2 separate regions of the Homo sapiens genome follow, and region 1 is linked to region 2. A link is an interaction called in ENCODE POLR2A ChIA-PET data of the cell type or tissue named here. Cell type or tissue: A673. All regions are shown on one strand. Links, peaks and the distances in the headings refer to the core of each region. The heading gives the core; the rest is flanking DNA. Region 1 overlaps TFDP2 (transcription factor Dp-2). Region 2 holds the start of LOC105374134 (a long non-coding RNA gene).

Region 1 (16,852 bases), core at 5,174-13,173, 130 kb after region 2:
TAAGTTTTAAGTTTACCAGAAGACCACAAGTTGATTTCAGTTATACTTTGGGTTTCACTTTAATGTTTAGAGAGACCTGTTTCTATGAATGTTGACAGCCATGTTGCCCCTGGGTGGAACTCTTCTACAAATATTTGGTTTGAGAGACAGTAGAGGAAAAGAAGTTCAAGACTTTAAAAAATAAAAAAACAATGTTCATGGTACAGAGGTAAGCAGGGAAAAAATATGGTTTCATTCTTTGCATCAGGCATCTAGAGACAGGAAAGTCCTACACACATGAGGGTGATCTTGCCCAGCACCATTCTTTCTGATAGGCAGATGACTGTTGGCATGCTGATAAACAGGTTTTTAAAAATAACGTGCCAAAAAAATTAAGCTCCAAAATGTTCCATGGTTTTGAAGAAATTCCAGGAGGGCCCCAGCACAGGGTTTGGGGCATGAGCTCTTAGGGGATACTGCAGATAACTGTGCAGGGACAGGGACAACAGAGAGGCTGCCGGGGGGAAGAAGATGGCAGCACAGGAGTTCAAGGAGGAGTGTTTGGTAGAATTCTACAGGCAGGAGCATAGGAATAAACTGTCAGTTTCAGCTTTTTTTTTTTTTAAAGCTGCACAATATTCTCTTCAAACAAAACATTATTATTTATATATTATATATTATATATAATTATATATAATATATAACAATATATATAATATATAATATATATAACTATATATAACATATAATATATATAATATATAACTATATATAACATATATCTCATATATAACATATATCTCATATATATAACATATATATCATATATATAACATATATATCTCATATATAGATATATATAACATATATATCTCATATATAGATATATATATAACATATATATATCTCATATATAGATATATATAACATATATATCTCATATATATAGATATATATAACATATATATATCTCATATATATAGATATATATAACATATATATCTCATATATAGATATATATAACATATATATCTCATATATAGATATATATAACACATATATATCTCATATATAGATATATATAACACATATATATCTCATATATAGATATATATAACACATATATATCTCATATATAGATATATATAACACATATATATCTCATATATAGATATATATAACATATATATCTCATATATAGATATATATAACACATATATATCTCATATATAGATATATATAACACATATATATCTCATATATATAGATATATATAACATATATATCTCATATATATAGATATATATAACACATATATATCTCATATATATAGATATATATAACACATATATATCTCATATATATAGATATATATAACACATATATATCTCATATATATAGATATATATAACATATATCTCATATATATAGATATATATATAACATATATCTCATATATAGATATATATATAACATATATATCTCATATATATGAGATATATATATATAACATATATATATATCTCATATATATGAGATATATATATAACATATATATCCCATATATATGAGATATATATATAACATATATATATATCTCATATATATGAGATATATATATATAACATATATATATATCTCATATATATGAGATATATATATATATAACATATATATATCTCATATATATGAGATATATATATATATAACCGGCCTAAATTTTGGTATTTCTATAAATCTTACTGAAACAGACCCAGTGTGGTGGCTCATGCCTGTAACCCCAGCACTTTGGGAGGCTGAGGCGGGTGGATCACAAAGTCAGGAGTTCAAGACCAGCCTGGCCAAGATGGTGAAACCCCGTCTCTACTAAAAATACGAAAAAACTAGCCAGGCATGGTGGCGGGTACTTGTAATCCCAGCTACTTGGGAGGCTGAGGCAGAGAATGGCTTGAACCCGGGAGGCAGAGGTTACAGTGAGCCAAGATCGCACCACTGCACTCCAGCCTGGCGAAAGAGTGAGACTCAGTCTCAAAAAACAACAACAACAAAAATCTTACTGAACTATTTCATGCCATTCTGTCATTTACTGATAAAATTAAGTATTACAGGCAGATTTGATTACTGTACTTGAAGCACCTAAAATTTAACTAGCTTCACTAGTGGATATTCCAAATTCGGGCTAAAATAAACAAACACAAAAAGACCCCTGACAGTTTATGTTTAGAGAGGCCTGAGTGTCAACAGTGAACTGCTGCCTGGCGTAAGTCACACACAGGGCAGGGAAGCTACTGTGGAGCTGAGATGATGGCAACAGATGGGACCATCTTAAGGCAGAGCACGTGGATGGCAACAAGCTAGGAGGTGAGAGAGGCTGCCCTGGCGTGGGCTCACCACACACCACTCAGAGGCACCACAATTAGAAAACACACTGACTCCAAAAGGCAGCAAGTGGAGAAACAGGGAAGGTAATGAAAACATCTCGGTATCTTTACCTGTAGGAGAAGTTCTTGCAGCTGGGCCCGCTTCTGCTTTATCCGTTCTATCCGCCTCTGCTTCTCTATCTTTAAAACATTGGTTACAAAATAATATGAACATAGGTAGACTATAAAATATCGTTCACTTTCCAGGTCCCTATTCTGAGATAACAATTTTCCCTAGAGAAACTGAACCCATTTTAACAATATGAATAAAGACAAATCATATCTTTGTAGGGGGCAGGGGCTGGAGTGAACAAGTAGACACAACATCAGATCTGTGGCAACTGTCATTAAAAATGAAATCATACACTTAATGAATACTTGTTAGCAGTACTTGTTGCAATTATTATTCAAGTTCTAATCAAAGTAATAGTACCACTTAGTTTATACTCACTCTATCTGCCAACACAAAAGTAAGCATTTTACACACATTATCTTAATTCACCTTCACAAAAACCTTATGAGTTAAGTCCTGTTGTTATCCACTTTGCATCGAAGGGAACGGAGGCATAGAGGGCTTAAGTAACTACCCAAGGTCACGCAGCTAGTGAATGGCAAGAGCCAAGATTTGAACCTAAATCCTCTGGTTACAGGGACTCTATTATTAATTACTTTGTTATATTACTCCTCTAAGAATAAGGCAAGATCTTATTTACAATTCCAGCTTAGCTGACTCTCCAATGAGGACAGCTGATAATACAGATATCTCACACATCATGGTAGGCTGGGTGTGGTGGCTCACGCCTGTAATCCCAACACTTTGGGAGGCCGAGGGGGGAGAATCACTTGAGATCAGGAGTTTGAGACCAGTCTGGCCAACATGGCGAAACCCTATCTCTACAAAAAATACAAAAGCCAGGTGTGGTGGCGCGCATCTGTAGTCCCAGCTAATTGGGAGGCTGAGACACGAGAATTGCTTGAACTTGGGAGGCAGAGATTGCAGTGAGCCAAGATCATGCCACTGCACTCCAGCCTGGACAACAAAGCAAGACCCTGTCTCAAAAAGAAAAAAAAAAAAAGAAACATGCTTATTGGACAAATTTTCCAGCTTCAAACTACTGCTTTTTTTCTCAATCTGATAACTACTCAGAGAAAACAGACATTAGGGTCTGAACTTCCTTGCAGTTGAGTTCCTCACTGTCTCCTTGGGCAAAAGCCAATGACATTTATTAAGAAAAGTTATGGCCAGGCGCGGTGGCTCAGCCTGTAATCCCAGCACTTTGGGAGGCCGAGGTGGGCGGATCACAAGGTCAGGAGTTCGAGACCAGCCTGGCCAAGAGACCAGCCTGGCCAATAAGGTGAAACCTCGTCTCTACTAAAAAAAAAAAAAAAAAAAAAAAAATTAGCCAGGCGTGTTGGCAGGCGCCTGTAATCCCAGCTACTCGGGAGGCTGAGGCAGGAGAATTGCTCGAACCCGGGAGGCGGAGGTTGCAGTGAGCCGAAGATTGCGCCACTGAACTCCAGCCTGGGTGACAGAGCAAGTCTCCAACTCAACAAAAAAAAAAAGAAAATTTATAGGAGCCCATTGGTTTGGACTGAGCTCCTGCACTAAGCTCAACAGACCAAACAAAAATGGAGTCACTCATGCTGAAATGCCACCAGGCCAAAACTGAGTTGTTTATCTGACCTAGGAAATCAGGAGAGAAAGAGAATAGCAAACTACCCAAACAGGCCAGTTGCAGCTGGCATAAGAGAGTCTTCTCTATTTTACCCTTACAAGGAAAGTGACATTGATATGTCCAGTCTGCTTTTTGTTCTGTTTCTGCCTCTATCCGCCTTTGCTGCTTCTCTATCTTTAAAACACTGAAGAATGTTCAACCTCTTCTGCTCAGCTTATAGGAATACTCATTCTACTTACTAGTGAGGTGTTGCCAGATTCTAGAATCACAAATAAAAGGCAATTAAGATCTTTAAACTAAATTTGTTACAATTTTGTCTTTCAATCATCAAATAAGACATTTTTCTTGTCTGCTCCAGCAGATTATCTCTTACTTGCTCCACATCCAGTCTAGTCTATACTAGCAGTTTCCATTCATGGTTCCTCTATCCACCACGTTTTACTTTTAAATTACTTAAGATTCACTGTAAAATCTGTGTGGCGTTCTGCATTTGAAAAGATGTTGTAGGAGCATCCCTTTATCAGAAGCTCTGACAAGCCAGGCCCCTTACCTGTCCCTCATCCAACCAGGTCAAGCTGCACTGATTGTACCTCTAAAACACCTCTCCAATCTCATGGCCGCTGCCGTAACTCAGACCATCTCTAATCCGCCTCCCCCATTCCATTTCCTTCCCTACCTGTTAATTTTATTTCCAACCCACTGGCAGAGTGATCCTTTAAAAAACATCCTATCAACCCTTCTCTTTGTAATTTATCAACTGCTTCCCTTTGTTTACAGGATCAGGTCTCCACTGCTTAACACTTAGATATCTATCCTCCTTTCTCCATGCCTGTTCCCTAGCCACACCCAGCTCCAGGCAAGCTTTCTCATGCCTGTCTCAGCCCATGTGGCACCTCTGCCTTGAAGGCCCTCCCCACCCTTATCCACTTGGCAGACTACTCCCACCTCATGCCTGAGCTCTGGGATTATCTCCTTGGTAAAGCCCTCCCTCAGCCCTCTTTGCAGAGAATCTGTACATTTCTTTCTTAGGAGTAATCACATTTTCGGTAACTCTTTTACATTTCTCTTCTCCCCGGTGAGAATGACAGTACCTTGGGGTCAGAGATTTGCCTTGTATAACCTGTGATTAAGCACAAGGTAGATGTGAATAGGGTTTTTTTGCTTAATGAGTCTTTGGTATCAGCTCAATATTACTGGTCATGAAAATGATGCTCAAATTCCACTCTATGAGAAGGAAGAAAAACAAGAAAAGGAGGATATTTCCACTGTAGCATATGAAAAATATTATATAGCTTCTGATGAATATCTGGTTTCTCTCTCCATCCATAAGTATAATAATACCAAATAACTGAATTGCTGGGGAGAAAAGACTGAGAAAAACAGGAAACCAATCTTAATTATCTCCCAAAGCTATGTGTATATATATATATATATATATATATATATATTTTTTTTTTTTAAAGATGGAGTCTTGCTCTTGTCGCCTAGGCTGGAGTGCAATGGCACCATCTCGGTTCACTGTAACCTCTGCCTCCCAGGTTCAAGCGATTCTCCTGCCTCAGCTTTCCAAGTAGCTGGGATTACAGGCGTCTGCCACTGGCTAATTTTTGTATTTTTAGTAGAGACGGGGTTTTACCATTTTGACACCCACCTCGGCCTCCCAAAGTGCTGGGATTACAGGCGTGAGCCACCGCCCCTGGCCCAGAAGCCATATTTAACCTCAGTTTACTCCATTTATGGCCATGATAGTAAAATTATGTCAAGTCAATTTAGAAACAGTATGTCAGGGAACATGCTCATTTAGGAAGAGTTTTCTATAATGCTTAAAGTTAACAGAACTTAAAATGCTTCTGCATACATCATTCCAAAATTCTATCCATTCTGGTAAAGACACAAATGAAACACTATTCATTCTGTTGCTACTATTTCAAAGTAAAAGTCTGACTTCCACAGCTATATTCAGAATATTGTGTAACCAATAAAGGAAATAAACAGCCGGCTTGATCCTTTTTTTTTTTTTTTTTTGGATACATACAGCAAGCATCTCATCAAATAAGATACCATTTCACCAAAAGTTTATTAGTAGAGTGCTCAGAATTAACTTAGGATGAAATAAAAATCTTCTCTAAGAAACAGTAAAATCAAATTGTTATTCAACTTTTATATCCCTCAGTTTCATCATTTGCAAATTAAACTGCAGACTATACCTATAAGGCGCCTTCCAATTCTAAAATTCTACAGTCTGTTAAAAAATGACATGGTATACATGAAAAATTGGAAATATTTTATATTAGAATTACATTTTTAAATTAAAATGCCTGTGATGTAAAATAATGCAAACAGCTATTCATAAACAGATTTTCTCACTTACCTCCAGATTCTGACATTCCTGAGCAGAATTGGTAGGCAGGCCAATCCACTTGATTTCTTTTTTTTCCTTTGAAATTATGTTCATTGCCATTAGCACATTTAAAGCATCATAAACTCTTCGCCTAATGTTCTTCTGATCATAAGCCTGCTAAAAAATATTTTCACTGAGTGATAAATCTTAAGGGTTAAGATACAGTCACATGATATGAATATATCAAATTAATATTACAACTTCAAAGTGCTGGAAGGATTCTATTTTTTTATTTAGCCAACTGACAAAAACATCCAAAAGAATTCTATATTCCGAGAAAATATCCTTCAAAATTAAAGATGAAATAAAAATACTTTCAAACAATATAAAACAAAATAATCTTAAAAATAAAGATCATGTTACCTGCAGATCTACACTGAAATATACTAAAGGGATTTCTTCAGGTAGAAGAAATATCATCTAAGATGGGAGCTTAGGTATGTAGGATAGAATGAAGACCAACCCAAAAAAGTAAATATGTGGGTAAATCTCAATTTTCACTGTATAAAACAATAATAATGCCTTATGGAGTCTAGAATACAGAACTTAATATACATGACAACAAATAGTATACATATTAACAGAAAAAGGTATTGGAGGTAAAGTGTTCTAAGCCCTTGCATTATCTGGGAGGATTTTAGACTTAAAAAAATCAAGGACATTTATTCAAGTTCTGGGTAAAACTGTGCTTCTCAAAATGTGTTCCTTGACCACTGCTGATCTGCAAACTGTCTCCAATCTACAATGGGACTAGGAACTTGTACCAAAATATAATCCTCTATATGACAAGGGACACTGTTCAGTTCAGCTGACCATTTTTCTTCTTCTTCTTTTTTTTTTTTTTTTTTTTTTTTGAGACAGTGTCTCGCTCTCTCGCCCACACTGGAGTGCAGTGGCGCAATCTCAGCTCACTGCAACCTCCACCTCCCGGGTTCAAGCGATTCTTCTGCCTCAGCCTCCCAAGTAGCTGGCACTATAGATGCACATCACCACGCCCAGCTAATTTTTCTATTTTTAGTAGAGACGGGGTTTCACCATATTGGCCAGGCTGATCTTGAACTCCTGACCTCATGATCTGCCTGCCTCGACCTCCCAAAGTGCTAGGATTACAGGTGTGAGCCACCATGCCCGGCCTTTTTCTTCTATTTTTTGATAGTAAGACTTAATCAAGGAAACCATGTTGGTTTACATTGTGGAACAAGGTCCTCAGGAAATGCAACGATAATAAAGGATGGTGGAGAACACTGAATCCACCTAAATATAAAACTAGATCTAAATAAGTGGGGGATTTAAGTTATAGAACTGAATGTAAATACTAGAAATCTTGACAATGGGCCAGGAGTGGTGGCTCATGCCTGTAATCCCACCACTTTGAGAGGCCAAGGTGGGCGGATCACCTGAGGTCAGGAGTTCAAGACCAGCCTGGCCAACATGGCAAAACCCCATCTCTACTAAAAAATACAAAACTTAACTGGGCGTGGTGGCGCATGACTGTAATGCCAGCTACTCAGGAGGATGAGGCAGGAAAATCGCTTGAATCCGGGAGATGGAGGTTGCAGTGAGCCAAGATTGAGCCACTGCACTCCAGTCTGGGTGACAGAGCTAGACTCTGTCTCAAAAAAAAAAAAAAAAAGAAATCTTGACCCTGTAGAAACAATGATACTGTAACAACAAGTACTGGGAGGAGGCAATGTGATAGGTATGCCAATTTCCTCTTTTTGATATTGGAAGGGATATGGATGTTGTTCAAAGCAGATTAAATAATAATAAAGGGTTCAGCACAATCTATTTATTTAAAGTAATAAAAACAACTATTTTTCCGAGACAGAGTCTTGCTCTGTTGCCCAGGCTGGAGTGCAGTGGTGAGATCTCAGCTCACTGCAACCTCCACCTTCTGGGTTCCAGTGATTCTCCAGCCTCAGCCTCCCGAGTAGTTGGGATTACAGGCGCCCACCACCACACCCAGCTAATTTTTGTATTTTTAGTACAGACAGGGTTTCATCATGTTGGCCAGGCTGGTCTCCAACTCCTGACAGTGTGATCCGTCCACCTCGGCCTCCCAAAGTGCTGGGATTATAGGCGTGAGCCACTGCACCCGGCCTATAGTAGTAGTATTATTCTTTTTAACAAATATACTAATATATCTAATCTGAGTCCCATGGTAGAAGAGAAAAATGGAAGACAGAAAAAAACATATGTTTTTCTTCATAACCAATAGATACTGTCTACAGGTGGTAACTCAAGGAACTTAAGTTATAAAGGTAACCAACTGAAGAACTGAGACTACAAGCATTCTAAATTATCAGAAAAATAACAAAGCAGTGAATAAAGAGAAAAAAACTCAACCTTTGTTTATATCCTGGGAAGGTGGTGGTGATAGGGTATTAGTAAAAATGTATTTTAGATATTGAAAAGTGCTAAGAAGAAATGCTTCATTGTGGTGACAGGTGAGTGAAGATCACAAGGCAGGGAGAGAGAAGCCATATGAATACCTAGCAAAGACTGCTCTAGGCAAAGCAGTGTAATGGCCTGATCAGGGACAAAACATGTAGCTGGAGCATAGTGACATGTGGCTGGAGGGTAGTAAATGAGACAGTGCATAGCAGAAGACGAGATTAGTGAGGTAATGGTGGGCAAGCTCACAAAGGGGCTTGCAGATCATTGTGAGAACCATGGCTTTCACTCAGAAACAGAATGCTATAGACTTTTTTTTTCAAGTGCCTAGAGAACATGAAAAGAAAAAGAAAATCACATATAATGGCTCCCAAGGAAAATCTCAATGTAATCCAAAAAAAAAAGGGAAATAGTTCAAATCATATTCTCTGGACAAATTAAGTAATAAAAGTAAAACTTTAAAGCAACAAACAAAACTTGGAACTATAAGAACTCTTTCTAAGGCAATCCTTAGGTCAAAGAACAAATTAAAACCAAAATTAAAGAACATCTAAAGAATAATATATCAGAATCAATAGGATAGGGCTAAATCAGTGCTCTAGAGAAACAGTCATAGCCATATATATATATATATATTTTTTTTTTTTTTTTTTTTTTCCCCCCAAAGAGACGAAGTCTTGCTTTGCCGCCCAGGCTGGAATGCAGTGGCATGATTGAATTCCTGGGCTCAAGCAATCCTCCTCAGCCTCTGGAGTAGCTGGGACTACAGGTTTGTGCCACTGCACCTCGCTAATTTAAAAAAAAAAACTTTTTGTAGAGGTCAGGCATGGTGGCTCATGCCTGTAATCCCAGCACTTTGGGAGGCTGAGGCTGGAGGATCACTTGAGTCAAGGAGTTCAAAATCAGCCTGGGCAACATAGTGAGACCTCATATCAAAAAAAAAAAAAAAAGATAAAGAAATAAATTTTTTTTCTGTAGAGGCAGAGCCTTGCCATTTTTGGTCCCAGCTACTCAGGATGCTGAGGCACAAGCATCACTTGAACCTGGGAAGTAGAGGTTTCATTGAGCCGAAACTGCACCACTGTATTCCATTTATTTGAGACTCTGCCAGACAACTGAATTTTTTATAAACATATTTATGTATTCCTTTTCCAATTAAAAATAAAATTTTCTTGTTGACTTAGACATTGAAGAAACAATAAGATTCAGAAACAATAAAAAATTATTGGATAGGCGACCAATTTTTTTTTTCTTTTTGAGACGGAGTCTCACTCTGTCGCCCAGGCTGGAGTACAGTGGTGCGATCTTGGCTTACTGCAACCTCCGCCTCCCAGGTTCAAGCAATTCTCCTGCCTCAGCCTCCTGAGTAGCTGGGATTACAGGCACATGCCACCATGCCTGGCTAATTTTTTGTATTTTTAGTAGAGACAGGGTTTCACAGTGTTAGCCAGGATGGTCTCGATCTCCTGACCTCATGATCCACCCACCTCAGACTCCCAAAGTGCTGGGATTACAGGCGTGAGCCACCGCGCCTGGCCAAATATTTTTTAAATGTTAAAAAAAAACAAAAAAAAACAAAAAAAACAACTAAGGCTGGGTACAGTGGCTCACGCCTGTAATCCCAGCACTTTGGAAGGCCAAGGCAGGTGGATCACCTGAGGTCAGGAGTTTGAGACCAGCCTGGCCAACATGGTGAAACACTGTCTCTACTAAAAATACAAAAATTGGCTGGGAATGGTGGTGTGCGCCTGTAATCCCAGCTACGCGGGAGGCTGAGTCACAAGAATAGCTTGAACCTGGGAGGCAGAGGTTGCAGTGAGCCGAGATCGCGCCACTGAACTCCAGCCTGGGCGACAGAGTGAGGTTCCGCCTAAAAAACAAAAAAAAAGGAATTCCCTCCAAAATAAAACTCAACAACAACAAAAAATCCCCCAAAATAAAGGATAAAACCCTCAAGTATAGTCGTGATTCCTCAAATCTATAACAAAGATAACACAAAGAAGTAGCATCATCCATCAAAATCAATGTCAGGTTCATGATTTACATACCGAATCAGCAGCCAAATGGTTATTTGAATTGGTGAACTCTGACACCAGCTCATCAGCGACTTCATTGTACGATGTTGTACCTTTTCGTTGAACTTTCTCACACACTTTCATTGAAAAGTGTCTCAAGCCTTTCCCATTTTTATCTCCTTTTTTGCTTCGTTTACTAGAAGGGAAAAAAGTTTTTTTTACTCCATTATACATATTAGAGACTTTCTTTACAAATCTCTGTAAGATAATGCAAGAAGACAGTAATTTAAGTTTTACTTCAAGTGTCAAAAATTTAAATTGAATAGAGATGAGAAAATGTTTATTTAAACTTACTTTTTGCCTTAAAGGTCTAATAAAGTATAAAGTTAGAGTGTTTTTCTATGCACAGCATTTATTTATTCAACAAATATTTATTGACCAGTTACTATTCTATGCCGGATACTGTTATTGACACTGAGAATAAGTCAGTGAAAAAACACAAAAACTCTGCCCTTGTACAGCTAACAGACTTATCTTTTCCTACTCTATGTAGATTATAGTTTTTTACTGAAATTAAAACTATAGTCATTTGCCACATAAGGACATTTCAGTCAATGATGGGCCGCATATACAACAGTAGTCCAATAAGATTACAATGGAGCTGAAAAATTCTCATTGCCTAGTGATGTAACCATCGTAATGGTTAATGTGAGTAATAATGCATTACTCACATGTTTGTGGTGATGCTGGCAAACAAACCTACTGCTCTGCCAGTCCTATAAAAGTCTAGCACATGCAATTATGGACAGTACATAATACTTGATAATGATAATAAATGACTATGTTACTGGTTTCTGTATTTACTAAACTATACTTTTCATCATTACTTTAGAGCGTACTTCTTCAAATTATAAATTAAAGTTAACTGTAAAAAGCCTCAGGCAATCCTTCAGGAGGTATCCAGAAGAACGCATTGTTATCACAGGAAATGACAGCTCCATGTGTGTTACTGCCCCTGAAGACCTTCCAGTAGGACAAAATGTGGAGGTGGAGGACAGTGATATTGATGATCTTGACCCCCCTGTAGGCCTAGGATAGTGTGTCTCAGTTTCCTTTTTTGGAGAGAGAGTTTCGCTCTATCCCCTAGGCTGGAGTGCAGTGGTGTGATCTCAGCTCACTGCAACCTCCGCCTCCCAGGTTCAAGCGATTCTCCTGCCTCAGCCTCCCGAGTAGCTGGGATTACAGGTGTGCACCACCACACCTGGCTAATTTTTGTACTTTTAGTAGAGACGGGGTTTCATCATGTTGGCCAGGCTGTTCCAGAACTCCTGACCTCAGGTGATCTGCCTGCCTCGGCCTCCCAAAGTGCTGGGATTACAGGCGTGAGCCACTGCGCCTGGCCCTCTGTCTCAGTTTTCTGTTTTTGGGTTTTTTTTTTTGGATTCAGGGTCTCACTCTGTTGCCCGGGCTAGAGTGCAGTGGTGCCGTCATGGCTCACTGCAGCCTAAACCTCCTGTGCTCAAGTGATCCTTCCACCTCAGCCTTCCAAGTAGTTAGAATTACAGGTGCATGTCACCATGCCTCGCTAATTTCTTTTTTGTAGAGACAGGGTCTCATTATGTTGCCCAGGCTGCTCTTGAACTCCTGACCTCAAGTGATCCCTCCCATCTCAGCTTCCCAAAGTGTTGGGTTATAAGTGTGAGCCACCCTGCCCAGCCACGTCTCAGTGTTCAACAAAAAAGTTTCAAAAGTAAAAAAAAAAAAAAAAAATTAGAAATTAAAAAACAAACAGAAAAAAGCTTATGGAATAAGGATATAAAGAAAATATTTTTGTACAGCTGTACAATGTGTAATGATTAATCAGGGTAATTGGGGTATCCGTCATCTCAAGCCTTTATTGTTTCTTTGTATTAGGAACATTCCAATTCCATTCCTCTAGTTACTTAAAATATACAATCAATTGTTGTTAACTACAGCAACCTATTGTACTACCAAATACTAGATATTATTCATTGTATCTAAGTGTATTTTTGGACCCATTAATATGTTTGTGTTTTTTTTGTTTGTTTGTTTTGAGAAAGAGTCTCACTCTATCCCCTAGGCTGGAGTGCAGTGGTATGATCTCAGCTCACTGAGAAACCCGGGTTCAAGTGATTCTCCTGCTTCAGCCTCCCGAGTAGCTGGCATTACAGGCGCCTACCCCCATGACTGGCTAATTTTTGTAGTTTTAGTAGAGATGGGGTTTCACCATGTTGGTCAGGCTGGTCTCGAACTCCTGACCTCAAGTGATCCATCCGCCTTGGCCTCCCAAAGTGCTGGGATTACAGATGTGAACCACTGCTCCTGGCCAATATTGTTTGTGTTTTAAGTCAAGTGTTACTACACGAGTAAAACAGTTTGAGAACATTAAAAAGTTTATAAAGTAAAAAATTTATAGTAAGCTAAGGTTAACTTATTATTGAAGAAGAAAAAAATCTTTTTAAAATAAATTACTGTAGCCTAAGTATACAGTGATTATAAAGTCTAAAGTAGTGTGCAGTAAATTCCTAGGCCTTCACATTCACTCACCACTCACTGACTCACCCAGAGCAACTTCCAGTCCTGCAAGCTCCATTCATGAAAAGTGCACTATAAAGGTGTATCATTAAAAAAAATCTTTTACAAGGTATTTTTACTCTACTTTTTTCTATGTTTAGGTATGTTTAAATACACAAATACTTATCACTGTGTTACAATGACCTATAGTATTCAAACCAGTAACATGCTGTGCAGGTTTATAGCCTCGGGGCAATAGGCTATACCAAGTACCTAAGTGTGTAGCAGGCTATACCACCCTGGGTTTGGGTAAGTACATTGATGATGTTCACACAACGATGAAATCGCCTAATGAAGCCTTTCTCAGAACATAGCCCCTCATTAAGTGATGTGGGACTGTGAATATATTTACTGATAAATAATTTACATGTTCTATGTTATGTACATAGAAAGAGATACTAAACATGCAGTTTTAAAAGGAATATGAGAAAAGGATATCTACTCTCCTTTCCCTACATTCCCAAAGAGTTGTGTATGCATCCCTTGTGATAGTATAGGACAGCATACTTATCTTACCTCACAGACTACTTATTTGAAATAATGTGAAATCACTAAAATATATTGAATGGTATTAAGTAGTGGAGTAGAATGGTGACATTTTCAGTTAGGCAGACATTCTCACTGCAAAGCAGATTTTGGAATCAGAATTAGTAACAGTAGAAGTGAAATTTATGAGGCAAAAGCAGAGACACAAAGACCAACTGAGAGGGTATTGCAATAGTCCAGGTAAGAGAATATGAATCCCCAAACTGGAGCTGTGGTAGGGCAGGAGATAAAAAGATGGATTTACAAAATTTTAAAAGACAAAAAATCAATAAAATTGTCTGAAGTGGAGGGTAAGGAAGAGAGGAATAGTAGAATGACCTCTAGAAAGAAGGGTCATTTACTGAGATCGAAGAGATGAATTAAATTTATGAGTTGCATTTTAAACCTCCTAATCAGCACTGTCCAATACCCCTAGGCATAACTCACATGTGGCTATTGAATACTTGAAATGTGGGAAGTGTGAATTGAGATATGTCGTAAGTTTAACACACTGGATTTTAAATACTTAATATAAGGAATGAATGTAAAATACCTCACTAGTGATTTTTATATTTAATTACACACTGAAATACAATATTTTGGATATATTGGACTAAATTAAAAATATTAAAATTAACTTCAGATATTTATTTTCTTTTAAAATTTCTATTGGGCAGAAATAATGTTGTGTATGGGATTATATAGCCAGGAAAAGAACTGGTTAATGGCTTAAAGTAAATAAATTTCTCAACTTAGTGGTTATATGCTTTTTTCTTCTTCTTTTTTTTTAAAAGACTACTCAAGTAGTCTTTACCCCCTACTCAAGTAGGGGGTAAAGTGTAGAACAAGGAGTTTGATCTGTGTTCAACTGATTGTGAACCATCAATTGAGATAACTCACTACCTTCAGGCCAGCCAGTTACATACTTTTGAAAAGCCAAGAGTGAAGCAGGGTTGTTTTTCATCCAATTCTTGGTCTTTTTGTTAAAGGCAGCAATAAGATAGGGTGGTTTCGGGCAATCACTTAGCTAATTGGCTCTCTATAGTCATACCTGGATAATATTTGTAGTCATACCTGGATAATATTTAAAGGAAGAAACTAAACATAGTCCTTAAGTAGGAACAACTACAATTTTAACAACTATTATAAAACAGTGATGGCTATACTCTTGAAATGTAGATACAAGCCTACATGTAAGAGTTTTATAAAATCAGTTCAGTGCATAAATTGATAATAAACTTGAAGAAAACTTGGTTAAATATCAACATTAGTAAACTATCAGATACATATTTTGAGCAGTTTACTCGATTTAACTCTGATCCACAGTCCTTCATCTGAAAAATGCAGAATACACATCTCACAAGTTGTGAGGATGAAATGCATATAACATATGGTACACTACAAGTGATCTTATCCCCTTCATGAGCTGCTAGAATTTTCATAAGCAATATAAAACCAAAGGGCACTATTCAACAATGGCTGGATCAAGAAATTAAGCTTATTATTTGGAAGGTTAATAGAATATCATGCCAAAACTCAATTAACATCAACATTAAAATTCAACAAAGGAGGTTAAAAGAGTCAACACCTGCCATACACAGATGAGAGATTTGGTCCTGCAACCAATCCAGTAAGCCACTTTGAAAGTTAAGCAAAAAATGTCTCTAGTTAAAGAACACTAAAAGGCAAAAGGCTATATAAAGAATTACAACAAAAAACGAAACAACTCAATTCAAAAATGGGCAAAGGGCCAGGTGCAGTGGCTCGTGCCTGTAATCCCAGCACTTTGGGAGGCCAAGGCAAGTGGATCACTTGAGGTCAGGAGTTAGAGACCAGCCTGGCCAACATGGTGAAACTCCATCTCCACAAAAAAATACAAAAATTAGCTGGACGTGGTGGTACACATCTGTAATCCTAGCTACTTGGGAGGCTGAGGCATGAGAATCACTTGAACCTGGGAGGCAAAGGTTGCAGTTCACGCCATCACACGCCAGCCTGGGAGTGAGAATGTCTCAAGAAAAAAAAAAAAAAAGGGCAAAAGACTTAATAGTCATTTATCCAAAGAAGATATACAAATAGCCAAAAAGTACATGAAAAGATGCTCAACGTCACTCATCATTAGAGAAATATAAATCAAAACCATAATGAGATGCCACTACATACCCATTAGAATGGCTATTAAAAAAACAAAAACTGAAAACGAGAAAGTGTTGGAGAGGATGTAGAGAAACTGCACCCATTATGCACTGCTGGTGGAAATATAAAATGATACAGCCACTGTGGAAAACAATATGGCAATTTCTCAAAAAAAGTAAACATAGAATTACCATATGATCCAGTAATTTCACTTTTGGGTATACACCCAGATGAATCTGAAAGCAGGAACAACAGATATTTGTACACCCATGCTCATAGCACCATTATTCACAATAGGTAAAATGTGGAAGCAACCCAACTGCCCACCAATGAATGGATAAACAGATAAAATGTGGTATATACATATAATGAAATACATTCATCCTTAAAAAGGAATAAAATTCTGATACATACTACACTACAGATGAACTGTGAAGACATAAGTGACATAAGCCAGACATAAAAAGATAAATATTGGGTTGGGTGTGGTGGCTCACACCTGTAATCCCAGCACTTTGGGAGGCCGAGGTAGGCGGATCATGAGGTCAAGAGATCAAGACCATCCTGGCCAACGTGGTGAAACCCCGTTTACTAAAAATACAAAAATTAGCTGGTGTGGTGGCGCGTGCCTGTAGTCTCAGCTACTTGGGAGGCTGAGGCAGAAGAACTGCTTGAACCCAGGAGGCAGAGGTTTTAGTGAGCCGAGATCAC
Region 2 (16,852 bases), core at 3,162-11,161:
AAAAAGTCAGTTTTGTTCATGGGCTTTTCCCAGAAGATGAGTTCATCCTCACCCCCTTACATTTTTATATTTGGTGCCAACAAATCCTGGACATCTAGAGTTTGTGTTAAAAATTCTATCCTTATTCACAACAAACTTTAATTTTCAAAGTTTAGCCTAACATTATATCTAGGTTATAAAATTATATCTACACTCTAGGTTTCACTGGATGTGCTAAGACTCTTCCAGGTCAGTATTTCCAGGAATTTCCCTTTATTCTCCTGTGCCCCAGGCTTTGGAATGGTCTCTACTGGTCAAAAAGTAAAATCATGATTTCCACTTTTACCCACAGACATATGCCAAGTTTAAGATTTTCGCTGGGTACTGAAACACTCACACATACACGTACACACACACACACACACACACTCTTAAATTTGTATAATACTGGCCAATTCATAGAACACTTTCAAATATACTCTCCTTCAATCCTTGGAATAACACTTTAAAATAAGAAGAGGAGGGACCAGGTGCAGTGGCTCATGCCTGTAATCCCAGAACTTTGGGAAGCCGAGGCAGGTGGATCACTTGAGGTCAGGAGTTCAAGACTAGCCTGGCCAACATATGGTGAAACCCCATCTCTACTAAAAATACAAAAAATATCTGGGCGTGGTGGCGGGCATCTATAATCCCAGCTACTCAGGATTCTGGGGCATGAGAATCACTTGAACTGGGAGGCAGAGGCTGCAATGAGTGGAGATCATGCCACCGCACTCCAGCCTGGGCAACAGAGCAAGCTTATGTCTCAAAAAATAAATAAATAAAATAAAATAAGCAGAGCAGGTATTCTTACCTTAATTCCGTGTATATGGAACCCAACACTGAGACAAATTAAGTGACTTAATCATTCACCCACCGTTCACCAATGATGCTATGAATTTTCACACCTCTGAGGCTGGGCCTGTACTCACTCTTCTGCCTACCATGCCTCTCCTCTTCTTCAGAGGTCAGCTCAAATGTCACATTCTCTGTGAAATGCCTTCCCACTTCAGCCCGTGAACTACTCTTGCTGCATAGACCTCCCACAGTCTAGTCTCCTATTATAACATAGCTAGTCAGGGGTGCCCTGGACTCTAAGAGAGAAACACCCAGGTTTGAATGTCTAGTCCTCCCTTTGCTAACAGATGACCTTAGACAAGTTCCAACTCCATGCAGGCACTGTGCTTTCTTGAGTAAAATGAGGATATTTCTAACATTTATTGAGCATCAAAATATGTCAGGCACTTTACAAATTAGCTCATTTATTCCTCCTCAGAGCCCTAGAAAGAGGTGTTATGCTCAGTTTTATAGATTTCTCAGGCATGGACAAGTTTTGACCTCAGGCTATCTGACTCTAACAGATGGGAACTTCTTTCTAGATTATCCTCTGCCTTTTAAACTGGAATGATTATTTTGTGATCCTGGCCGCCCTGAGTTTAAATGCCCTGAGAGGCTTAAATGAGGTAAGTATGTTCAGCTTTGTGGCTCAGTAGTTGGGTAGATCTCCTTCTTTCTCTGCCCCATCACACAGTCTTATTGATTGTCAGCCACTAGAGTGGCCTATGAAAGCACAGACTCATAGGAGTCCTTGATATGCATCACAGATGTGCACCACAGAGATGCAATATTCAAGTCAACTCATGACTTACCTGGGAAAATGCTGGCCCTTTATCTTTTTAAACACATACAGACACAAGAGTACACAACTACACGCATACTGAAAAATGCACAAAACATAAGGATTCAGCTTAAATAATTGTTGTAAAGTAGAAATACATCTGTGTAACTACCTCTCGGGTCAAGAAATAGCTCATCACCAGCACCCAGAAGCCACCTCACACTCCTTCCCAATCACAGCCTCTATCCTCTCTTCTATCAAGCGTAACCACTACCTTGAATTTTATGGAAATCACAGCTTTACTTTTCTTTATAGTTTACCACCTAATAGGCATCCCTAAACACTTAGCATTATTGAACTTTTATATCGGTGGAGTCATACAACATGTGCTCTTCTGTGTCAGGCTTTTTCACCCAACATTGGGTTTGTGAGAGCCACCCATATTCTGTGTGATGGTAGCTTGGTTTTTTCATTGCTGTATAGTATTCCACTGGACAAATACACCACAATTTATTTATCTGTTCTATTATTGCTAGGTATAGAGATTGTTCTAATCTGGGTTGCTATGAATAGCAGTGTTTTGAAGACCTCTAGTCTACTGAATCTAGTGGTCTTTCTCACTATTCTAGAGGTGCTTTCTAACACTCTACTGTCCAGAAGCAATGCTTCCCCTACACACACACACTACCCCACCCCCACCGCCTTGTCTGCTGTCCAGCTTGGAAATGTTAAAACATTACCGTACAAGCTGGGAACCACAAGCTATTGAAGAAATTGGAGGTCAAAGATTTTCCGAAGACCTCCCTTCCTTTCTGCCTCAGATTTGACTTCTGATAACAATAGCGATAACAAAAACAGCAAAAAGAATACTTAAAAGTGTAATGAGAATTCTTATCCATTTACTCCAGGTCTGGTGCGTGGGAAATGGGGGAGAAGGTGCTGAGCTTACTGATATTGCCGGTAAGGCTGGGCCCAGGCTCTTAAAAGCCTCAAGCAGGGAAAGGGGTCCCACGTCTGCACAGGGGAGGTGACTAGAGAAGTGGCTGGCAGCACCCCCTGCTGTCTGCGCTTCTGCTTCTATGCAGGACCTGATCTATAGCCAGTTTTCAGATAATTTGGAGAGAAGGATGGTGAGGCCTGCAGCAAAGTGGCTTATTCTAACCACAGGCCCCCAAGCTGGCTGGGCTGGCCAGGCCATCAGCTTGCTTCATTGACCTGGCTCAGAGAAAGTGGGGCTGGGTGAGCTGAAGGTAGGGCCTCCTTTCCTGCTTATGCCAAAAGGTGCCTAAGTGAACTTTGCCCCAGTGGAGAGACTGTATCTGACCTAATGGGCTTCTCACTAAACATGCGGGTGTGAGTAGAGTAAGACTTCCCTGCAGGGTCCAAGCCAGCTTATGAGGCTCCCTCCTCAACCCAGGGCTTCCCAGCTCATCTGACACAGAAACCATCCCAGAAACCAGCTGCTACAGTTTATCTTGAACTTCCATTGTTACAATGTGCTGGACTTAAATTTTTTCAAAAATAGGCCGTTGTCAGGAACACAACTGGTACCGTGTTTCAGGAGGGCACTTTGGTAATAAGAATCAGAAGCCTGGAAAATGTCCTTTCCCTTTAACCCAGCAATGCCACTTCTAAGAAGCCATCCTAAGGAAATAATCAGACAATAGACACAAGAATATGCACCACAGTATTGTTTATAATATGGAAAACCTGGAAACAACCCAGACGGCCACAATAAGGAACCAGTTAAATAAATCTCTGTACTTCCTTATAGGAATGTTATTAAAGAATGTTTAATAGGCTGGAATGTTTACTCTACAATTTAAAAAAATTACAAAATGATATTTAATGATATGATTCCAAAGGAGCAAAGAGCCTGAAAGAATACATATCTTCATAGAAATATCTCTACAGATTAATATGTAGTTATAAGATTGGTATATACAATAAGTAATTTTTTTTTTTTTGAGGCAGAGTCTTGCTCTTTCACCAGGCTGGAGTGCAGTGGCACGATCTCAACTCATTGCAAACTCCGCCTCCCAGGTTCAAGCAATTCTAATGCCTCAGCCTCCCGAGTACCTGGGACTATAGGCGCATGCCACCACGCCCGGCTAATTTTTGTGTTTTTAGTAGAGACAGGGTTTCACCATGTTGGCAGGCTGGTCTCGAACTCCTGACCTCAAGTGATCCGCCCACCTCAGCCTCCCAAAGTGCTGGGATTACAGGTGTGAGCCACCGCACTCAGCCTATATATAATATTTTGAAAATTTTATTTATTTTATTATATTTTATTTTATTTTTTGAGATGGAGTCTCAGTCTGTCACCCAGGCTGGAGTGCAGTGATGTGATCTCGGCTCACTGCAACTTCTGCCTCCCAGGTTCAAACGATTCTCCTGCCCTCAGCCTCCTGTGTAGCTGGGACTAAGGCACCCGCCACCATGCCCGGCTAATTTTTGTGGGGTTTTTTGAGACAGAGTTTCGCTCTTGTTGCCCAGGCTGGAGTGCAATGGCGTGATCTCGGCTCACTGCAACCTCTGCCTCCCAGGTTCAAGCAATTCTCCTGCCTCAGCCTCCCGAGTAGCTGGGATTACAGGCATATGCCACCATGCCTGGCTAATTTTGTATTTTTAGTAGAGATGGGGTTTCTCCATGTTGGTCAGGCTGGTCTTGCACTCCCAACCTCAGGTGATCCTCCCGCCTCGGCCTCCCAAAGTGCTGGGATTACAGGCGTGAGCCACCGTGCCCAGCTGTTTTCCTGACTCTTACAGCTGAAGAAAGAGGCTCAAAATGGTTAAATCTGAAACTCTATCACTATTTTCTGGAATGCAAAATGGATCATCAGCATAAAGGGTCGTGTCCTTGACTGACGCCCTAGATCACTTTGTACAGTCAGTTCTCGGTCCCACAGGAGATTAGATTTGGAAGAAATTGTCAAGATGATGGTTTTCAACTCCCTCACAGTCCAAGAGTTCCCTTTGCTCCATGCCCAGATGTGGCCCTGCAGCTGCTTCTTGCACATGCCCAGCGACAGGGTCCCTGCTTCAGTTCATGGAGCTGAAATCTGCCCATGTACAACTTGAATTCCCTCGCCCCAGTTTCTCTTCTGTGTCCAAGTCCTATGGGTGGATCCTGGCAAACCCAGCAGGGTATGTGCCATCACGATGAAGGAAAAAGGAGTTAGGCCAGAGGTTGGATCAAGGATCAGGGTTTAAAAAAAAAAAAAAAAGTATCAGGGTTGAAAACCAGCTTCCAGATCTCAAACAGAAAATGAATCAGGTGGGCCAGGCATGGTGGCTCATGCCTGTAATCCCAGCACTTTGGGAAGCCAAGGCGGATCACGAGGTCAGGAGCTCAAAACCAGCCTGGCCAACATGGTGAAAACTCGTCTGTACCAAAAATACAAAAATTAGCCGAGCATGGTGGTGTGCGCCTGTAGTCCCAGCTACTAGGGAGACTGAGGCAGGAGAATCACTTGAATCCAGGAGGCAGAGGTTGCAGTGAGCCAAGATCGTGCCACTGCACTCCAGACTGGGCGACACAGTGAGACTCCATCTAAAAAAAAAAAAAAGAGCCAAGTGTGGTTGCTCACGCCTGTAATCCCAGCACTTTGGGTGGCTGATGCAGGTGGATCATGCAGTCAGGAGTTCAAGACCAGCCTGGCTAATATGGTGAAACCCTGTCTCTAATAAAAATACAAAAATTAGCTGGGCGTGGTGGCGCACACCTGTAGTCCCAGCTGCTCGGGAGGCTGAGGCAGGAGAATCACTTGAACCTGGGAGGTGGAGGTTGCAGTGACCTGAGATTGTGCCACTGCACTCCAGCCTGGACAACAGAGTGAGACTCTGTCTCAAAAAAAAAAGAAAATGAGTCAGGTGAACTAGAGATTGAAGAAATTACACACACACGCACACACACACACAGCAGTCTACAACTGGCCTGTGCGTTAGGGCAAGGATACTGGTGTTGGACTCCATCCAACATGTAGCCCTGAGTAATATAGTCTAGGTACTTGCTTGAATGGGACATGGGGAAGCCTTCAGGGGTACTGGAAATGCTCTGTATCTTGATCTGGGTGGCAGTAACAGAGGGATTTACATATGCAAAAGTTCACCAAACAACATATTTTAGACTGGTGTTCTGCACTGAATTTACAGTAAATACATATTTTAAAAGTCTAAAACAAAATAAAAATGATTCAAGAAAAAGAGGCACAGTTGCTGGAATGTGTGAGGGGTGAGAGGGGACGGGCTGCAGCGCAGAGGTTGGTTGGGTGGCTGCAGGAGCACATGGAGTGTCTTTTTTTTTTTTTTTTTTTTTTTTTTGAGACAGAGTCTTTCTGTGTCACCCAGGCTGGAGTGCAGTGGTGCAATCTTGGCTCACTGCAACCTCTGCCTCCCGGGTTCAAGCGATTCTCCTGCCTCAGCCTCCCGAGTAGCTGGGATTACAGTCATGTGCCAAAACGCCCGGCTAATTTTTGTATTTTTAGTACAGACAGAGTTTCACCATGTTGGCCAAGCTGGTCTTGAATTCCTGACCTCAAGTGATCCGCCCACCTCGGCCTCCCAAAGTGCTGGGATTACAAACGTGAGCCACCATGCCCGGCCTCGAGTGGCTCTTTTGATTGCTGATATCTTGTTAGAAACAGGCAGCTTAGGCAGAAGCTGATAAGGAGAAGCAGGACGGGGAGGAGGAGGGAAGGGTTGAAGAGGAGGGAAGGGTTGAAGAGAAGAGAAATTGGGAAACGGCATTCTAGAATGGAAATGGAGGAGGATTTCCAGCAGTACTAAAGAAAGGCCTGATGGTGATTCCTTTTCCATCCAGTTAACCTTTCTTGATCAAGGTGCTTTGAATCTTTTCCTTGCTAATTTGACTTGAATTAGCCATGAATTCCTATATAAAAGGAATTCAACATGTTTGCTAGTTAAAGTGAGGCAAGTAGCATGGTTCTGTGTGTCCACATTCAGCTGAGTACAGGTAGAAAAGCTCTGCCGCAGCTGTGGTTTTGCTAGGAGACACAGTCAAATGAGGCAGGGCCAAGGAATTGAGGGTGTACGAAGGAAGTAGAAAGTGGATGTTGAGGGCTGACGGGCAAGGAGGAGGGTGGGGCCGACACATGACTACAATTGCAGTATTAGAAGAAAGGAGCTGAAAATATAGCAGGCCAGGAGAGAAGGAGGATTGAATAGAGGTTATGGAGGAGGCAGAGCTATTGGTAATAACAATGTCTGACCATGGAGGGTGATAGTCAAGGTTGTGTACTGGTTCAAGCTAATTGCTATAACAAACAATCCCTCATTCTTAGTGGCTCAGCACATAAAGGTTTATTTCTTGTTCAAATCGCAACCCAAGGCTTGTTGGTGGGGTTGCTCAGGGTCAGCTCAGTCATTCAGGGTCCTGGGCTCTTTCCATGGTGGCTTGGACTGCATTGTTTAATACGGTAGCCACCAGCTACATGTGGTTACTAAACATTGGAAATGTGACTTGAGCAACTAAGAAACTGAATTTTTCATTTTAAAAATTTAAATTTTGGCCGGGCACGGTGGCTCAAGCCTGTAATCCCGGCACTTTGGGAGGCCGAGGCGGGTGGGTCACGAGGTCAGGAGTTTGAGACCAGCCTGGCCAACATGGTGAAACATCGTCTCTACTAAAAATACAATAAAATGAGCCAGGCATGGTGGCAAACACCTGTAATCCCAGCTACTGAGGAGGCTGAGGCAGGAGAATCGATTGAACCTGGGAGGTGGAGGTTGCAGTGAGCTGAGACCATGCCATTGCACTCAAGCCTGGGCGACAGAGTGAGACTCCATCTCCAAAAAAAAATTTAATTTAATATTTTGAAAGTATGTTTGGAACAATTTGGATATGTGCAACTACTTTATGAAGTTAAATACAGATTGGCTGTTCTGCCTATGGAGTAGCTATTCTTTCGTTTCTCTCAATAAACTTGCTTTCACTTTACTATAAAAAAATTAAATACAGATCAATTTTTTGTTGTGATTTTTTAAAGACATGAGGTCTCGCTCTGTGACCTGGGCTGGAGTACAGTGGCGCAATTACAACTCACTGCAGCTCCAACTCCTGGGCTCAAGTGATCCTCCCATCTCAGCCTCCCGAGTAGTTAGGAGTACAGGCTCACATCACCATCCCCAGCTAATTTTTTAAATTTATTTTTGTGGAGATGGGGGTCTCACTATGTTGCTCAGGCTGGTCTTGAACTCTTGGCCTTAAGTGATCCTCCTTGGCCTGCCAAAGAGTTGATATTACAGGTGTGAGCCACCATGACCAGCCCAGATCAAGTATTTTTGACGTAAACTTAACATTTGAATTGATAGGTGCTGTTAAGTGTAAATTACACACTAGATTTCAAAGACTTAATATGAAAAAAAGATACAAAATACCTCACTTATAATTTTTATATTGATAACATGTTGAAATGATATTTTTAATATGCTGGATTAAATAAAATGTACTATTAAAATTAATTTTACCTGTTTTTTGTTTTTGTTTTTGTTTTTGAGACAGGATCTCATTCTGTTGCCCACCCTGGAGTGCAGTGGTGCGATCTCAGCTCACTGCAGCCTCCGCCTCCCAGGTTCAAGTTTTTCTCCTGTCTGTTTCTGAGTAGCTGGGGTTACAGGCATGCACCACCACGCCCGGCTAATTCTTGTATTTTCAGTAGAGACAGGGTTTTGCCATGGTGGTCAGGCTAGTCTCGAACTCCTGACCTCAAGTGATCTGCCCGCCTCTGCCTCCCAAAGTGCTGGGATTACTGGTGTGAGCCACCGTGCCCAGCCATACCTGTTTCTTTTTGCATTTTTAAATATAGCTACTTGAAAATTTAAAATCACATATGTGACTTGGCTTCCATTTCTACTGGACTGCGCTGTTCCAGGGCCTTATAACACTCCATTGCATCCTCTCCATCTGGCTAGCAAATAATGAGAGAGCAAGCAGAGGACTGCAAATCCCTTTGTCCAGAACTCAGTCATGAAGCCATTGTTACAAAGGAGAAGTGCATATGTAGCCTGCCCGGAAAGGAGAGGAAACAGATTTGGTGAGCAATGAGCTGGCCTCCGGCACAGGTCCAGGGTAGAATGACAACATTGTTGGAGGTGAGGTGGTCAAGGCACTGGCAGGCGGGGCATTTGGAAAGACTGTTTGTGAAGTCACCAAGAATCTGAAGTGACAGGGAATGGAACTCTTCAAGGAATTCAGAGCAGTGACCCGAGTCTACAGTTGATTCAACAAAGCTGAATATTTAGTAAATATTCAGATGACAGCTTCAAAGCTGAAAGCTTTGAAGAAGAGAGGAATGGTGGTCTTGAAGCAGCAGTTGGGAGAAATGAGTATACCTCCTTCACCTCCAGGCCAGTGGTCCAAGATGAGTAGGGGAGAGAAGAAAGGCCCCATTTGAAAGGGTGTCTGGGGAAGAAGTGTCCTTATGGAGAATAGGTTTTAGTGCATGACCTTAACCAAGTTATTTAACCATTCTGTTTGAGGTTTCCTTGGTTTAAAATAGGGATAAGAATAACACTTATCTCATAAGGTTGTTGTATTAAATACTGAAATACAGATGCTCCTCAACTTATGATGGGGTTACGTTCCAATAAACTCATGGTAAGGTGAAAATATCATAAGTCGAAAATGCACTTAATACACCTAACATGCAGAACATTGTAACTTAGCCTAGCCTACCTTAAACGCAATCAACATTCTTACATTACCTGCAGCTGAGCAACACAGTTTATGGTGTGGCTGACAGGGACTGGCCCAGCTTGTCAAAAGAGTATCATACTGCTTTCTACTGAACGTATATCACTTTCATGCCATCTTAAAGGTGAACCATTGTCAGGGACCGTCTCTACCTGCAAAATATTTAGCATGTCGAAATGGCTATGTTAAATAATTTCCTGACATTGTACTAAAAGCACGCTGGTTTCTCCTTTGTTTTTTGTTGTTGTTGTTGTTGTTTGTTGTTGTTGTTTTTTGTTTTGAGACAGAGTCTCACTCTGTCATCCAGGCTGGAGTGCAGTGGTGCAATCTCAGCTCACTGCAACCTCCACCTTCCAGGTTCAAGCAATTCTCCTGCCTCAGCTCCCCAAGTAGCTGAGATTACAGGCACGTACCACCACGCCCGCCTAATTTTTTTGTTTGTTTGTTTAGATGGAGTCTTGCTCTGTTGCCCAGGCTGGAGTGCAGTGGCACTATCTCGGCTCACTGCAAGCTCTGCCTCCCGGGTTCATGCCATTCTCCTGCCTCAGCCTCCCAAGTAGCTGGGACTACAGGTGCCCGCCACCACGCCCGGCTAATTTTTTTTTGTATTTTTAGTAGAGACGGGATTTCACGGTGTTGGCCAGGGTATTCTCCATCTCCTGACCTTGTGACCCGCCCGCCTTGGCCTCCCAAAGTGCTAGGATTACAGGCATGTGCCACCGCACCCGGCCCTAATTTTTTGTATTTTTAGTAGAGACGGGGTTTCACCATGTTGGCCACGCTGGTCTTGAACTCCTGACCTCAAATCATCGACCCACCTCAGCCTCCCAAAGTGCTTGGATTACAGGCGTGAGTCACTGTGCCTGGCTTCTCCTTTGTTTCTGTCTTCTTCCTTCGCGTATTAATTTTCCTTTGTGTGTGCCTTCAATCTGGCGTTGCTCTTGGATAAATGAAGCAATTTATTAGCTTTGCCCTTATTCTAGGACATGATGCACTGGCAAAATTCACTGGGTCCATGTAAATTTATGTTGCCACTCAGAAGAAAGTGGTCAGCTTGGATGTAATGTGAAACTGATGTAATCTTAGATAATAGTTTGAGAAAGAAACACACATTTCTTCCTATAAATAGAATACAAATTTCATTTTCAAAAGGAAAAAGCTTTGTGTGTGAAGAGGGAAGTTCTGGAAGGAGGGTGTGGCTACTTTCCAGATTACAGTTGATACAATTGCACAGACTTTTTCTATTGCCTAATAGAGACTTGTCTATGAATGGCAAAATGAGGAATGATCCATTCTTTTACACCATTTCCAGAACAGTGCCCTGAGAATCAACTGCTTCTGTTAACGCTGTCTGTGGTAAGATGTCTACGCAGAAAACCCTAGGAATAACAATTAAGTTAGTGCTCTGTATTACGGTTTGCTTTCCAGAAGTGACACTCCACAAATCCCTCTCAAACCTCACACCAGAAACTCAAGAGCTCACCAGACCTTCCTCTGAAATATGACTGTGCCAGGGGCCTGATGCTGGGCAAAGGGTCGGGCTGGGGAAGGAGGCAGGTGATTCTTCTGTTCGCCATGGCTGGATAAAACCAGCACACCCCAGCCTCTCAGAAAGCTTCATCCTGTGCATAATTTGTAAAAATTGCTTAGTTACTTGGTCTTAGAGAGGGGAAATCTGATGCCTTGTGATGGAAATTTGGAGTTTCCATCCACGCCTGGCCTGCCGAGGAACTCTGCTGAGCAGTGGCTGCACCTGCCAGGTCTGCCTGTTAACCTCACCGGCGCTGCATGTCCGTATTTAAAAATTGGAACTGAATCTACAGCGCTCAAGGCATTTTCAGAACATGAAACATTTTTGATGTAATCATTTTTTAAAAGTTTCTGCAGGGCACAGTGGCTTGCATCTATAATCCCAGCACTTTGGGAGACTGAGGAGGAGGATCACTTGAGCCCAGGAGTTTGAGACCAGCCTGGGCAACATAGTGAGACGCTGTCTCTATGAAAATAAAAATAAAAAATTGTTTTCAAAGTTTCACTTACATGCTGCCTTTTTTTTTTTTTTTTTTTTTTTTTTTTACGGAGTTTCACTCTTGTTGCCCAGGCTGGAGTGCAATGGCATGATCTCGGCTCACTGCAACCTCCACCTCCCAGGTTCAAGCAATTCTCCTGCCTCAGTAGCTAGGATTATAGGCACCCACCACTACACCCGGCTAATTTTTGTATTTTTAGTAGAGATGTGGTTTCACCATGCTGGCCAGGCTGGTCTCGATCTCTTGACCTCAAATGATCTGCCCGCCTCAGCCTCCCAAAGTGTTGGGATTACAGGCGTGAGCCACTGTGCCTGGTCCACATGGTGCTTTATATCATCTTCACGTAGGTTCTCATCAAACCCCTGTAAAGGATGTTTTCTTGTCCTTGTTTTACAGATGAGGGAGTTGAGTCTTAGAGGATGGTGTCTCTCCTAAGGTCACATAGTCACACATAGTCATAGAAAGGCAGCAGAGGCTGGGTCATAAGGACCCTCTGATGTCACATCCTATGCTCTTGTACAACACCCATCCTCTCTTGTAATTAAAAACTAAACCAAACCAAAATGAAATTAAATACTGCTTCCTCATCTAGCTAATTTTGTCACAGAATCACTGTAACCAGTGATTTGGAGTAAATGGCACCTAGTTTCTCCACTGGGAGGCAGCCATAGCCACCAGTGGCTCCTGTGTTCTTCCAGATATATTCTGTGTGTAAAATTTTAGACGTGCACATCTAACGCAAATGCAAGCAAACTGCCCTGTAGGTGGTTTTTTTTCACTTTAGATTTTCTCAATGATTCTTCTGTATTAGTTATCAATAACTTAGAAGAGGGGAGTGGATTTCTGAGCCTGATCCTTACAACTTAAATTCAAGAGCCTAGCCATCATTCCCTCCGCCTTATACTGAAAACACCTACAGTAGTTCTCTATTACTTACAACATCCCATCTAAATGTTTAGCCAGGAATTCAAAGGCATATATAACCTGGCCATAAAACACCGAAGTTTATATTCCTATAATCCTATATAAAACTCTGTCCTCTCCTGCTAGTGCTCCCTATCCCATGGGCTGGGTACCACCCTCCCAACCCCATCTTCATATAATAAATTACCACCCAGTCCTCAAGGCCTTACTCCAACCCCATCTCTTTCAATGTAACTCCCAAGACCTCTACAGCTAGAAGGGCTTCCTTCCTCTTTAGAGTCTCAGTAGTGCTGATCGCTTGATAGTTAATATTTATTGTCAAATTATCTTTTTTTTTTTTCTTTTTTTTTAGACAAGATCTCACTCTGTCACCCAGGCTGGAGTGCAGTGGCCCAATCTTGGCCCACTGCAACCTCCATCTCCTGGACGCAAGTGATGCTCCCACCTCAGGCTACCAAGTAGCTGGGACCACAGGCACATGCCACCACACCCGGCTAATTTTTGTATTTTTTGTAGAGATGGGGTTTCACCATGTTGGCCAGGCTGGTCTCGAATTTCTTTTCTTTTCTCTCTCTTTTTTTTTTTTTTGAGATGGAGTTTCACTCTTGTTGCTCAGGGTGGAGTGCAATGGCCTGATTTCAGCTCACCACAACCTCCACCTCCCGGGTTCAAGCACTTCTCCTGCCTCAGCTTCCCGAGTAGCTGGGATTACAGGCATGTGCCACCATGCCCAGCTAATTTTTGTATTTTTAGTAGAGACGGGGTTTCTCCATGTTGGTCAGGCTGGTCTCGAACCCCCGACTTCAGGTTATCCACCTGCCTCGGCCTCCCAAAGTGCTGAGATTACAGGCATGAGCCACTGCGCCCAACCCTTTTTTTTTTTTTTTGAGACGGAATCTCATTCTGTTGCCCAGGCCAGGGCACAACAGTGCAATCTCGGCTCACTGTAACCTCTGCCTCCAGGGTTCAAGCGATTCTCCTGCCTCAGCCTTTGGGGTAGCTGGGACTACAGGCACGTGCCACCACGCTCGGCTAATTTTTGTATTTTTAGTAGAGATGGGGTTTCACCATGTTGGCCAGGCTGGTCTCAAACTCCTGACCTCAAGTGATCAGCCTGCCTCAGCCTCCCAAAGTGCTGGGATTACAGGCATAAGCCACCGTGTCCGGCCTGGTCTCGAATTTCTGAGCTCAAAAGATCCACCCGCCTTGGCCTCTTTGGTGCTGGGATTACAGGCATAAGCCATCATTCCTAGCCCTATTGTCCCATCATCTTAACAGTAAATATTTGTTAACTCAATGACTATTCCCAAATGGGTTATTTTTATTTTTTAGAGACAATGTCTCATTGTGTTGCCCAGACTGGTCTCAAACTCCTCTGAGCTGAAGTGATTCTCCTGCCTCAGCCTCCTGAGTAGCTGGAACTACAGGTGTGTGCCACCACAGCCTGGCACCAAATAGATTGTTAATCACTGAAGGTGTGCAACTAGTTCTTTATCTGACCTACACAGTGTGTTGGCTTGAAGGGGCATGAGCTGGTGAAGCAGTTTGGCTGTTTAAGTGAACAATGATGATTTTGGGGTGATTCTTTCTAAGAGCTAACATTGCCTGTGGCCCCCTGTTCTTTGGATTGCTACAAGAAGGGACAAATCAGATTTCTGTTGTACACAGTGATGTACTGTGCCGCTCTCAGGCAGACTGTGGCTGTCATCCTGCCTATCTGTCTTATGTTTTCTCCCCTTTTAATCATTTCTAGGGACTTACTGAGTCCAGTGACTTTGGTTCCTGTGCTTTTGTTTCCCCATGTGAAGAATTCTACTAGGATTAATAATTTCATTGGGGAACGGACACGGTGGCTCACACCTGTAATCCCAGCACTTTGGGAGGCCGAGGTGGGCAGATCACGAGGTCAGGAAGTTGAGACCATCCTGGCCAATCTGGTAAAACCCTTCTACTAAAAATACAAAAATTAGCTGGGCATGGTGGCACGTGCCTGTAATCCCAGCTATTCGGGAGGCTGAGGCGAGAGAATTGCTTGAACCAGGGAGTTGGAGGTTGCAGTGAGCCGAGATCGCGCAACTGCACTCCAGCTAAAAAAGAAAAAAAAAATCATTAGGGATATCGTAAGAAAGACTTTGAACATCAAAAAAGAAAAATGATTGTAGTTGATTGAAACACATCAAATCTCCAAAAATCCAAAGTCTATAACAGTAAGAGAAAGCTTGTGTGTCACCATTTGAAACAACTGTTTACTTTGAAAGTGGATAACGAGGGAGAAGTAGGCATTTATCCTGCCTTTGCAGTAGCAACTCTACTGCAGAAACCAAAATAATCCCAGATGACAGGGGAAAACTCTACATTTATACATTTATAGGTTACATTTACATTTATACCGTTACTTTACACTGAAAGAATCATTTGTAGTACCTAAGGAAATTATCAATTCAGGCAAGGATTATCAGTTGACCTTAAAGCTCTAAGAATGGGAAACTGGTTACTGATGCTGTACCAAAGTTATACCACTTGGGTCACTTTCTGGTCATAGGAGATGAAAAACATAACTATATGATGGAGGCCTGGTCTCTTAAAAAAATCAGTGTAATAAGACAGTTAAATAATAATAATAATAATTAAATAGAATATGAGGTTCTGGGTTAGTTCATGATCTGTACAAACCAGCTATAAAGGACATTTGGAAGCCAAATGAAGAAATTTGAGTATGTATTAAGTATTAGATAATATTAAGAAATTGGGCCGGGCATGGTGGCTCGCGCCTGTAATCCCAGCACTTTGGGAGGCCAAGATGGAGGAATCACAAGGTCAGGAGATTGAGACCATCCTGGCTAACACGGTGAAACCCCATCTCTACTAAAAATACAAAAAATTAGCCGGGCATGGTGGCACAAGCCTGTAGTCCCAGCTACTTGAGAGGCTGAGACAAGAGAATCGCTTGAACCCTGGAGGCAGAGGTTGCAGTGAGCTGAGATCGTGCCACTGCACTCCAGCCTGAGCAACAGAGCAAGACTCCGTCTCAAAAAAAATAAAAAAAGAAATAAATGTTAATTTTGTTAGATGTGAAAATGTTATTTTGGCTATATAGGAAGACATTTAACTCTTTAGAAATGCATACTGGAGAATTTAAGACTGTATCAGGAGATTACAAGAGATTTATTTCTCCCTCGCTCCATCACCATCCCAGGTCAGCTGTCACTCTCCTTGTTATCTGCAGTCTGGTGTGCAGGCTGAAGAAACAGCCCTGTGTGGGACACTGCTGGTCTTCTGGTAGAAAGAAAAGAAAGATGATGGAATCACACTGTGATTCAGATTGTGGGCTGCACTTCCACTTACGTTTTATTGGCTAAAGTAAGTCACATGGTAAAGTCTTGTATCAGTGGGGGTAATTTTCCCACAGGGTTGGGCAGTAGGATTATTTAGAAGTCAGTGACAAGGAGGACAAAGCATCTCAAACACTGAGAAATAACAAAATTGTTTATCAGGAAGAAAATTATAATGTTAAATCCAGATGTTAAAAAGCAAGAAAGATTGAAAATGAGTGAACTTAGCTTTCAACTCTAGAAACTAGAAAATAACAAATAAACCAGAGAAGGTAGAAGGAAGGAATTAATAAAGATAAAACAGATAATATGAAATAGAAAACCCAACACAATAATTTGATGTTTTAACAAGCTCAAAACATAGAAAGCCTTTGGCAAGTATGAACTAGGAAAAAAAACAAAGAAAGAAAGAAAGAAAGAAAAAAGACACTATAACATCAGAGAGGAAAACAGAATGCAGAGATTTCAAATTTTTTAAGTGCTATGTGCAGCTTTATTCCAATGAATTTGAAAATCCAGACCATGGAGAATGGCTTTCTAAAGAAATATAAATTACCAAAATTGACTCAAGGAACAGAAAGCCTGAACTTATCAATAGTAATATAAGAAATAGTCAAAGATCTACCTTCAAAAAAGAAAACAAGTCCACATGGTCCATAAGGCAAGGTTCTACCAAGAGTTCAAGGAGGAGATAAACCCCACATAATGTGAAAGATGGAGAGTTTACCAAGAGCAGACTATCACTTTGCAGCTACAGATGCTGTATAACGAAGGTCTGGTCCATATAAATTACCAAAATTGACTCAATGGGGATGACCACAATTCTGAATTCCTAAGCTTTTGATCTCATGAAAACTAAAACAGGAGCCTTGACCAGAATGGTTGTTACAGCAGGTTCACATATTGAATGTTTGCACTTGTTGTTCATATGACATTGATAATAAGTTTCCTTTTGCTTATGTTACGAGGTGTTAGGTGATAGTACAGTTTATTTGGCCCATCTTTTTTGTGTTCCTGTTGGCTGATGCAATTCAATGTTAACAATTAAGTTATTTTCAGTGAGATTCAGGGCATTCAACAAATTAATAATTCAGGTGTGAATTTTTCTGCTTATTAAAAACTTTAAAAAATTAAGGTAAAGTTAAAATCTATGCCCTAAGTGAAAATATGAACACTCTTATACTTTGTTAGGCGAGTGGACAAGTGATTCTATGCC

What was found. Peaks named below come from ENCODE experiments on the same cell type or tissue, not always from the same donor. Only the 100,000 strongest peaks of a DNase experiment are listed, where the experiment ranks them.
Region 1: POLR2A ChIA-PET joins it to region 2 with 15 read pairs; 3 of 35 experiments call an interaction of 5 or more read pairs at or near these places.

Annotation. Positions count from the first base shown.
Region 1 is chr3:141,967,602-141,984,453 of GRCh38, forward strand. TFDP2 (transcription factor Dp-2) reads right to left here. Exons shown (of 13, transcript NM_001178139.2): 7 at 10,919-11,081; 8 at 6,447-6,590; 9 at 2,472-2,540. Among named protein-coding and RNA genes, the nearest start is that of ATP1B3, 99 kb to the left of the region's middle. In A673, for the core only: no CTCF peak of the experiment used is centred there; no DNase peak of the experiment used is centred there.
Region 2 is chr3:141,842,917-141,859,768 of GRCh38, forward strand. LOC105374134 (a long non-coding RNA gene) reads left to right here and starts at 8,633. Exons shown (of 3, transcript XR_924551.3): 1 at 8,633-8,749; 2 at 15,501-15,664. RefSeq lists cis regulatory regions at 5,792-5,936, 6,084-6,943. In A673, for the core only: no CTCF peak of the experiment used is centred there; no DNase peak of the experiment used is centred there.